Regions from separate parts of the Homo sapiens genome. Here region 2 is linked to region 1. The links are chromatin loops, found by intact Hi-C in ENCODE. Cell type or tissue: HepG2. All regions are shown on one strand. Each heading gives the region's core, and the rest is flanking DNA. Links, peaks and the distances in the headings are about the cores only.

What was found. A loop is a pair of places that touch in the nucleus more often than their neighbours do. Peaks named below come from ENCODE experiments on the same cell type or tissue, not always from the same donor. Only the 100,000 strongest peaks of a DNase experiment are listed, where the experiment ranks them.
Region 2: a loop joins it to region 1, with 14 times the contacts of the local background. A loop is called at or near these places in 3 of 110 quality-filtered maps.

The regions. Positions count from the first base shown.
Region 1 is chr7:72,783,783-72,786,282 of GRCh38, reverse strand. All of the region lies in intron 6 of TYW1B (tRNA-yW synthesizing protein 1 homolog B), which reads left to right. Among named protein-coding and RNA genes, the nearest start is that of TYW1B, 43 kb to the left of the region's middle. In HepG2, for the core only: no CTCF peak of the experiment used is centred there; no DNase peak of the experiment used is centred there.
Region 2 is chr7:72,181,676-72,186,494 of GRCh38, reverse strand. All of the region lies in intron 3 of CALN1 (calneuron 1), which reads left to right. Among named protein-coding and RNA genes, the nearest start is that of CALN1, 230 kb to the left of the region's middle. In HepG2, for the core only: a CTCF peak has its summit at 2,464 (motif pointing left); no DNase peak of the experiment used is centred there.

The DNA of each region.
Region 1 (2,500 bases), core at 1-2,500:
AAAATAAGCTACCAGTTTTCGTTTTTCATGATTGTTAGGTTACAGCAGAGTGTTCAAATAGATCTTGTTTTCAATTTCTAGGGGATATGGGATACTAAACTTGGCAATGAAGGTTTTTACTGTTTGGCTTTTCTTTTTCTTTTTCTGGCATTTTGTTTTTTCTTCTCTTTTTTTTTTAGACAGTCTTGCTGTGTCGCCCAGGCTGGAGTGCAGTGGCACAATATCATCTCATGGCAGCCCCCGCCTCCCGGGTTCATGCAATTCTGCCTCAGCCTCCCGAGTAGGTGGGATTATAGCGCCCGCCACCACGCCCGGCTAATTTTTGTATTTTTAGTAGAGACAGCGCCTCGCCATGTTGGCCAGGCTGGTCTTGAACTCCTGACCTCAGGTGATCCACCTGCCTCAGCCTCCCGAAGTGCTGGGATTACAGGTGCGAGCCACTAAGCCTGGCTTTTTCTGGCATTTTCTTTGGGGCTGGCTCACACATTCCCTGAGTGCTTTCCGCATGATCATCCATGACACACCACATGAAATTGCCTTAGTTGTTACTGTCGAGGGAAGTAGTATGTGCCAGTGCTTAAGAGTTGGGCCGAAGCACTGTCATTGTAAGACTGGTTTTTGAGTAATATTCACTAACTTTCATGGAGTCATACATCTCAGCTTGTGTATCTGGACAAATTATTTTACCCCTCTGTGCTTCTGTTTTCTCATTTGGAATGTGAGAGATAACGGTATCTGCCTTATAAAGTTCTTATGTAGATTAAAGAAGTTAATCCAGCCACACTGTATTTTCTTGTATAGTAGTTAATATATTTTTTATAAAATAATAGTATATTCTAATTCTAATTATATTAGAATTAATTATATAATTATATTAGAATTATATAATTAGAATTAGAATATAACTTTAATTTAATATAATTATATATTAATATATATAATTAGAATTAGAATATATATTAACTATTCCAATATAATTAGAATTAGAATATATTAACTATAATAATTAATAATTAACTTATATAAGAATATGTCTTCAAATAGGATAGATTTGGTCCTACCAAAACACCACCTTGGTATTCTACCTCCCTCTCTCTGTAGTACTATCTAAGACTTCTTCTAGGACTGAAGATAATTTGAAGTATGAGAGTGGTTTCTAAGAACTAGAGCACTAAAGTTTGAAACACTGGAATGTTAGGGAGACAGATGGAGATATGGGGGGAGTGGGGTGTTAGGGGTGGCATGTTTGGGGAACCCTAAACAGTTTGGTGTGCCTAGAGTTGACTGGGGGGTAGGGATATTTGGAGCTGTGACATAGAGAAGGAAGATGGGGTAGGATCCTAGAGGCTTCTCAAGTCCTGCAGTGGAGGGGGCTGAGCTTTCTCCTGAAGGCAGTGGGAGGCAATGTGATTTGATTGAATTGGAGAATGGGTTAGGGGGTGTGGGGAGAGAGGAGAGTTCCAGTGTAGGTTTAAAATATTAGGAGGCCGGGCGCAGTGGCTTATGCCTGTAATCCCAGTGCTTTGGGAGGCTGAGGCTGGTGGATCACCTGAGGTCTGGAGTTCAAGATCAGCCTGGCAAACATGGTGAAACCTTATTTCTACTAAAAATACAAAAGTTAGCGGGATGTGGTGGCACATGCCTGTAATCCCAGCTACTCGGGAGACTGAGGCAGGAGAATCGCTTGAGCCTGAGAGATGGAGGTTTCAGTGAGCCGAGATTGCGCCTCTGTACTCCAGCCTAGGCAACAGCCTGAGACAACCCTGTCTCAAAGAATAAAGGAAAAAAGGAGAAATCAAAATACATAACTAGATTATCTCACTCAATCCTCACAGTGACCTTGAGATGATCAAACTATTATCATCTGCAATTTACCATTTAACAGATAGCAACTGAGGCTTAGTTTAAGCAATTTGTCCATCATCAGATGGCTGGTAAGTTGACAGCCTCAAGCCTGGACTCCATCTGTCTGTGTCACTCCTCTTGGCTGCTTCCCCAGGGAGGAGTGGTTCTCAGAAGCTGTAGTGTTTAGAGAACCATGAGTCAGGAGGAGCCTGATAATTTTTATATTGTTTATTTTCTCTTTCTCTTATGTTGTGATTTGTAAATGTAAAGCCTATTGCTACTTTTTTTTTTTTCTGCAGTAAATAAATGTTGCTAAATACTCCCCACAGCAATGTTCTGGCTAAGCAGACAAAGACTAACATCAGCATCATTAATTTTGGAAATAAATGGCAAATGCTTGACAGTTACTCACTGGAGAAACATTTCCATTTGCCAGCTATTTAAATTGCAGAAGGATCTCAGTATGTCCAGTTCTGATTATAAAGTTCTGTTGGTATTGCAGTGGAATAACAGGAAGCTAGTTTCAGAATTATTTTTAAGGCTTTGGAGTGTTTACTTCACCTAGAAACAAGAGGTGATATCCTTTCAACCCCAATACGCTGCCCTTAAACCATCTTGACTCACCATGGTCTCTGTAGCTAGGAGCACTTAACAA
Region 2 (4,819 bases), core at 1,248-3,747, 600 kb after region 1:
AGCATCATGCGATGTCGTCAGGTAACAAACCTGCACATGTACCCCCGAATGTACAGTTTAAAAAAATTCAAAGGAAAATGCTGATACAGGCACTAATTTGTTTGCTTTGCCACTTCCACTCTTGCTGTCTTCTCCTTGCCTATCTGAGGGAGGGCACGTGGATTTTCTCCCAGACTCCTCCCTTTTCCCACCTGTCCATTCGGTTCCTATTGCTGCTGTAACTACAGTCACCATTTGAGCGGCTTAAAATAACAGGAATTCATTATCTTTTAGTTCTGAAAGTCAGAAGTGATGGGTGGGGCAGCAGGGCTGCATTCCTTCTGGAAGCTCTAGTGGAGAATCCTTTCCTTGCCTTTTCCTGCTTTTGGAGGTGACCAGCACTCCATGGTTCATGGCCATGCATCACTGTGGCTATGCCTCTGCCCTTACCTCTCCTTCTCTCACCCTCCGGCCTTCCTCTTAGTTAGGGACTCTTGTAATGACATTGCACCCACCCAGATAATTCAGGATAATCCCTCTGCATTAGTTTGTTTTCATGCTGCTGATAAAGACACACCTGAGACTGGGCAATTTAAAAGAGAAAGAGATTTAATTGAAATTACAGTTCCACATGGCTGTGAAAGCCTCGCAATCATGGGGGAAGGCAAAGAGGAGCAAATCATGTCTTCCATGCTTGGCAGCAGGCAAAGAGAGAATGAGGAAGACGGGAAAGCAGAACCCCTTGATAAAACCATCAGATCTTGTGAGACTTATTCACTACCACAAGAACAGCATGGGGAAAACCGCCCCCATGATTCAATTATCTCCCACTGTGTCCCTCCCACAACACGTGGGAATTATGGGAGTACAATTCAAGATGAGATTTGGGTGGGGACACAGAGCTAAACTATATCACTCTCTATATCAAAATCCTTAACTTGATCACACCTGCAAAGTCCCATTTGTCATGTAAGGTGACATATTTATAGACATGGACATCTTTGGAGGGCCATTACTCTACTTACCACAACCTAGTTGGCTGGCCTTGAAAAGGGAAGTTCTGTGCCTTCCTCTGCGAATCCCAGGGCCTTGTCCATGAAAGCTTCCTGCGCAATCTGTGTTTTCAGGTCTATCTCTGGTTTTTCTCCACCTACCTGTTTGTTATAAGCTCATTCATCTTTTTCTTTTCCTTTCTTCTTGAGACTGACTTCAGCATCTCCCAGCAAATGCTCCTTCCTTTCATGGGGATGCACATGGGAAAGAGATTGGATCTCTTTCCCATGTACATTTTTCCCATGTACATTTTCTACGCTTGGACTCTTTGGGTGAGCTGATTGGCCCAGAGGAAGGACCTTCAAGTCAACTGCACACAAATTGCAAATTTCTCACACTAATTCAACAGAGATGCCTAAGCTGGGTGTGGTGGCTCAAGCCTGTAATCCCAGCACTTTGGGAGGCCAAGGTGGGATGATCGCTTGAGCCCAGGAATTTGAGACCAGCCTGGACAACACAGTGAGACCTTCATCTCTACAAAAAAAAATTAAAATAAAATAAAAATTAGCCGGGCTTGTTGATGTGCACCTGTAGTCCCAGCTACTCAAGAGGCTGAGATGGGGGATCACTTGAGTCCAGGAGTTCAAGGCTGCAGCGAGCTATGATTGCACCACTGCATTCCAGCCTGGGTGACAGAGTAAGGCTGTCTCTAAAAAAAAATAAGAAAAAGAAAAAAAAAAGATGTCTTGGTTGGGCTGATTCCTCCCTAAGTACCTGCAGAATACTCAGGTAATTCCTGAGGCCCCTTTGGAGCTCTGAAATAAATTCGAGTGTTTTCCTGCAAAATGGAACATTAAAGTAGGAAGCAGTGGAAAAAGAACCAGAAAATCACTCATCACTTTTACAATAAATGCTATATGTTTACCTTTCCAGCTACGACAGAGGATGCAAGGTAACATGATGTAATACTAATCAGAGCCAACCACTACTGAGTGCTTCCTATGTGCCAGAACTGTGTCAAGCACCTTAACTATGTTAACTCCTATATTGCTCACATGTCATAAATTATACACATAAAAATATGAACTCATAAATATGAAAATACAAATTCGTGTATCACACATAGAATGCTTACAACATGAGAGAGGGTAGTATTACTGCCTGCATTTAAAGATGGGGAAACTGAGGCATGGAGGCATTACACAATTGCTCAAGGCCACAGAGGTAGTAAGGGCTAGAGTCACGATTCAAACTTAGGCTGTCCGGGTCCACAGTCAATAAATGACGTAAAAGATAATGGCTCCAGATATGTCAACGTATTCGAAGACGACGATTGAAAAATTAACCATCATGCCACGCTGTGCCTCCAGGGTCATCCCAGTGAAGTAAGAGTTTAGAGGAAGGAGAGATTATCATTTGCTGAGATTGGTCAAGGATGGGAAATAACCTGTACGGAGAACTTTAGCAAAGGTTCTTGGAGAAGGTGGGATGCCCCCTGCTGGTTGAGTAAATTCAATTTTCTTAACTGAACTGTCGTCATAAGGTCAATTTTTAATGATCATTTCCCCCTACTCCTGCTTTGGATCCATGAAGCGACTTTACTAGAAAAAAAAAAGTCAGTTTTTCTTTGTTCGAGGGGACTTTAGTTGCTAGGCAACCTATACCTCAAATTTGGGACTCATCTTTGATGCTAAGGACGGCATCCTGGCATACTGGACATTCATAATTTACTTTCCAGAGAACATTAACATTCAAAAATGGAGAGGCTATAAATGTGAGTTGCCCTGCATGTGTTTTTAAAATGGAAATCCTGATGAGTTTATTTCTCCAAGATGTCTTTTGCAACTTGCCTGTTTTGCTAATACACTCTGTCATGTATTAATTCTTAATCAATTTGCACTGTGATTTGGCTAGTTAGCAAATGGAATTGCATTTCAGCGACTTCCTGTTTACACTCAGAAACCTGAGAGTCATCCTTCATTCCTCTTCTTCATAACTTCTCGCATTTTAGCAGTCACCAAGTCCTGTAAATTTCACCTGTGAAAAGCTTTGTGAATGAATTTCTGCCTCCTTTTTTTCTACCTGGCAGATTTAAGGTATACTTCTAGACTCTCATAATTTTTCATCTCCGCCACTGTAGATTTCTAATTCGTCTTTTTGTTTTGACTTTTTCTCTCTTTTGGTCCATCTACCCTCTCCCCCTCCTTGCCTTCTTCTGTTATCTTTTAAAAAACATAGATTTCCAGCCTGGCCAACGTGGTGAAACCCCGTCTCTACTAAAAATACAAAAAATTAGCTGGGCGTGGTGGCGCATGCCTGTAATCCCAGCTACTTGGGAGACTGAGGCATGAAAATCGCTTGAACCAGGGAGGCAGAGGTTGCAGTGAGCCGAGATCACACCACTGCATTCCAGCCTGGGTGACAGAGTGAGGCTCTGTCTGAAACAAACAGACAAACAACAAACACCCCAAAAACAAACAAAAAAGCCCCATAGAGCTGACCATATTACTTTTGCTTGACAACTGGATGGTTTCTTCTGGTGTTGACCACACGTAGACTCCTTTTCATAGCATTCAATGCCTTTACCACCTGGTCCCGTTCGACCTTCCTCTGCTACCTCTCAAGCATATTCTGTCTTCCGGCCACACAAAACCTGTCACAGTTGTCCATATAATTGTCACAACTTTGTGCCTTTACAGAAGCTAGTGTTCCTATCTAGAACGTCTTTTCTATTTTTGTTTGTTTTTTTTTTTACAACATTGGTAGAATTTTTGTCATTTTTTTTTCATTTTTTGTTTTGTTGGAGACAGAGTCTCACTCTGTAATTCAGGCTGGAGTGCAGTGGCACGATCTCGGCTCACTGCAACCTCCACCTCCCAGGTTCAAGCCATTCTCCCGCCTCAGCCTCCCAAGTAGCTGGGACTACAGGTGTGTGCCACCACGTCTAACTAATTTTTGTATTTTTTGTAGAGACAGGGTTTCACCATGTTGCCCAGGTTGGTCTCGAACTCCTGGCCTCAAGTAATCTGCTCTTCTCGGCCTCCTAAAGTGGTTGGATTATAGGTTTGAACTACTGCATCTGGAAAAATGAATTTCAGTCATCTTTTAAAAGCCCAACTGATATTTCCCTTCCTACAGATTTTTTTTCAACCACATGCTCATCTCTATTCTGATGGCATTGTGAGAACACATCCCACTGTGTTATAGTTGTCTGGTAACACATTGCTCTTCCTAGACCAGCTTTTTTTTTCAGAGCATGACACACTTGATCAATGATGCACAGATACAGGACACACTGCGTTGTGCAAGGCTGAGCGATCCAGCTGCGTCTGCTCCCTGGTTTTCTGAATATTGAGATACACTGAGACCAGCGGCATTCTAGGGCTCACCTTGAATCTCTTCTCATTTATTTCTTTAAGAAGCCTGTCATTTGCAATTATCCCTAGTCTTCTCTAAGGCAAGCTATAAATGATTCATGACTAACTTCTCACCTAACCCTGAAGTGCAGGTGCACTAGAATGCTGTGTTTATAAACAGCTGCTCGAGTCTGTAATCCCATAATCACTGAACATGCTATACCTGTCTTTGTAGTCCAGTTACTTTGGATAGTGCTGGTACATAGTATGGACCCAGTAAATGCTCGTGATAGAGATATGTTGGATAGGCTGAATACTTGTGTTCTTATGGTCATTGTTATGTGGAAGTAAGTTTCACTTTCATATAGTAATAGATAAAAGTTACCGAAGTCGGCTGGGTGTGGTGGCTCATGCCCGTAATCCCAGCACTTTGGGAGGCCAAGATGGACGGATCACGAGGTCAGGAGTTCGAGACCAGCCTGGCCAACATG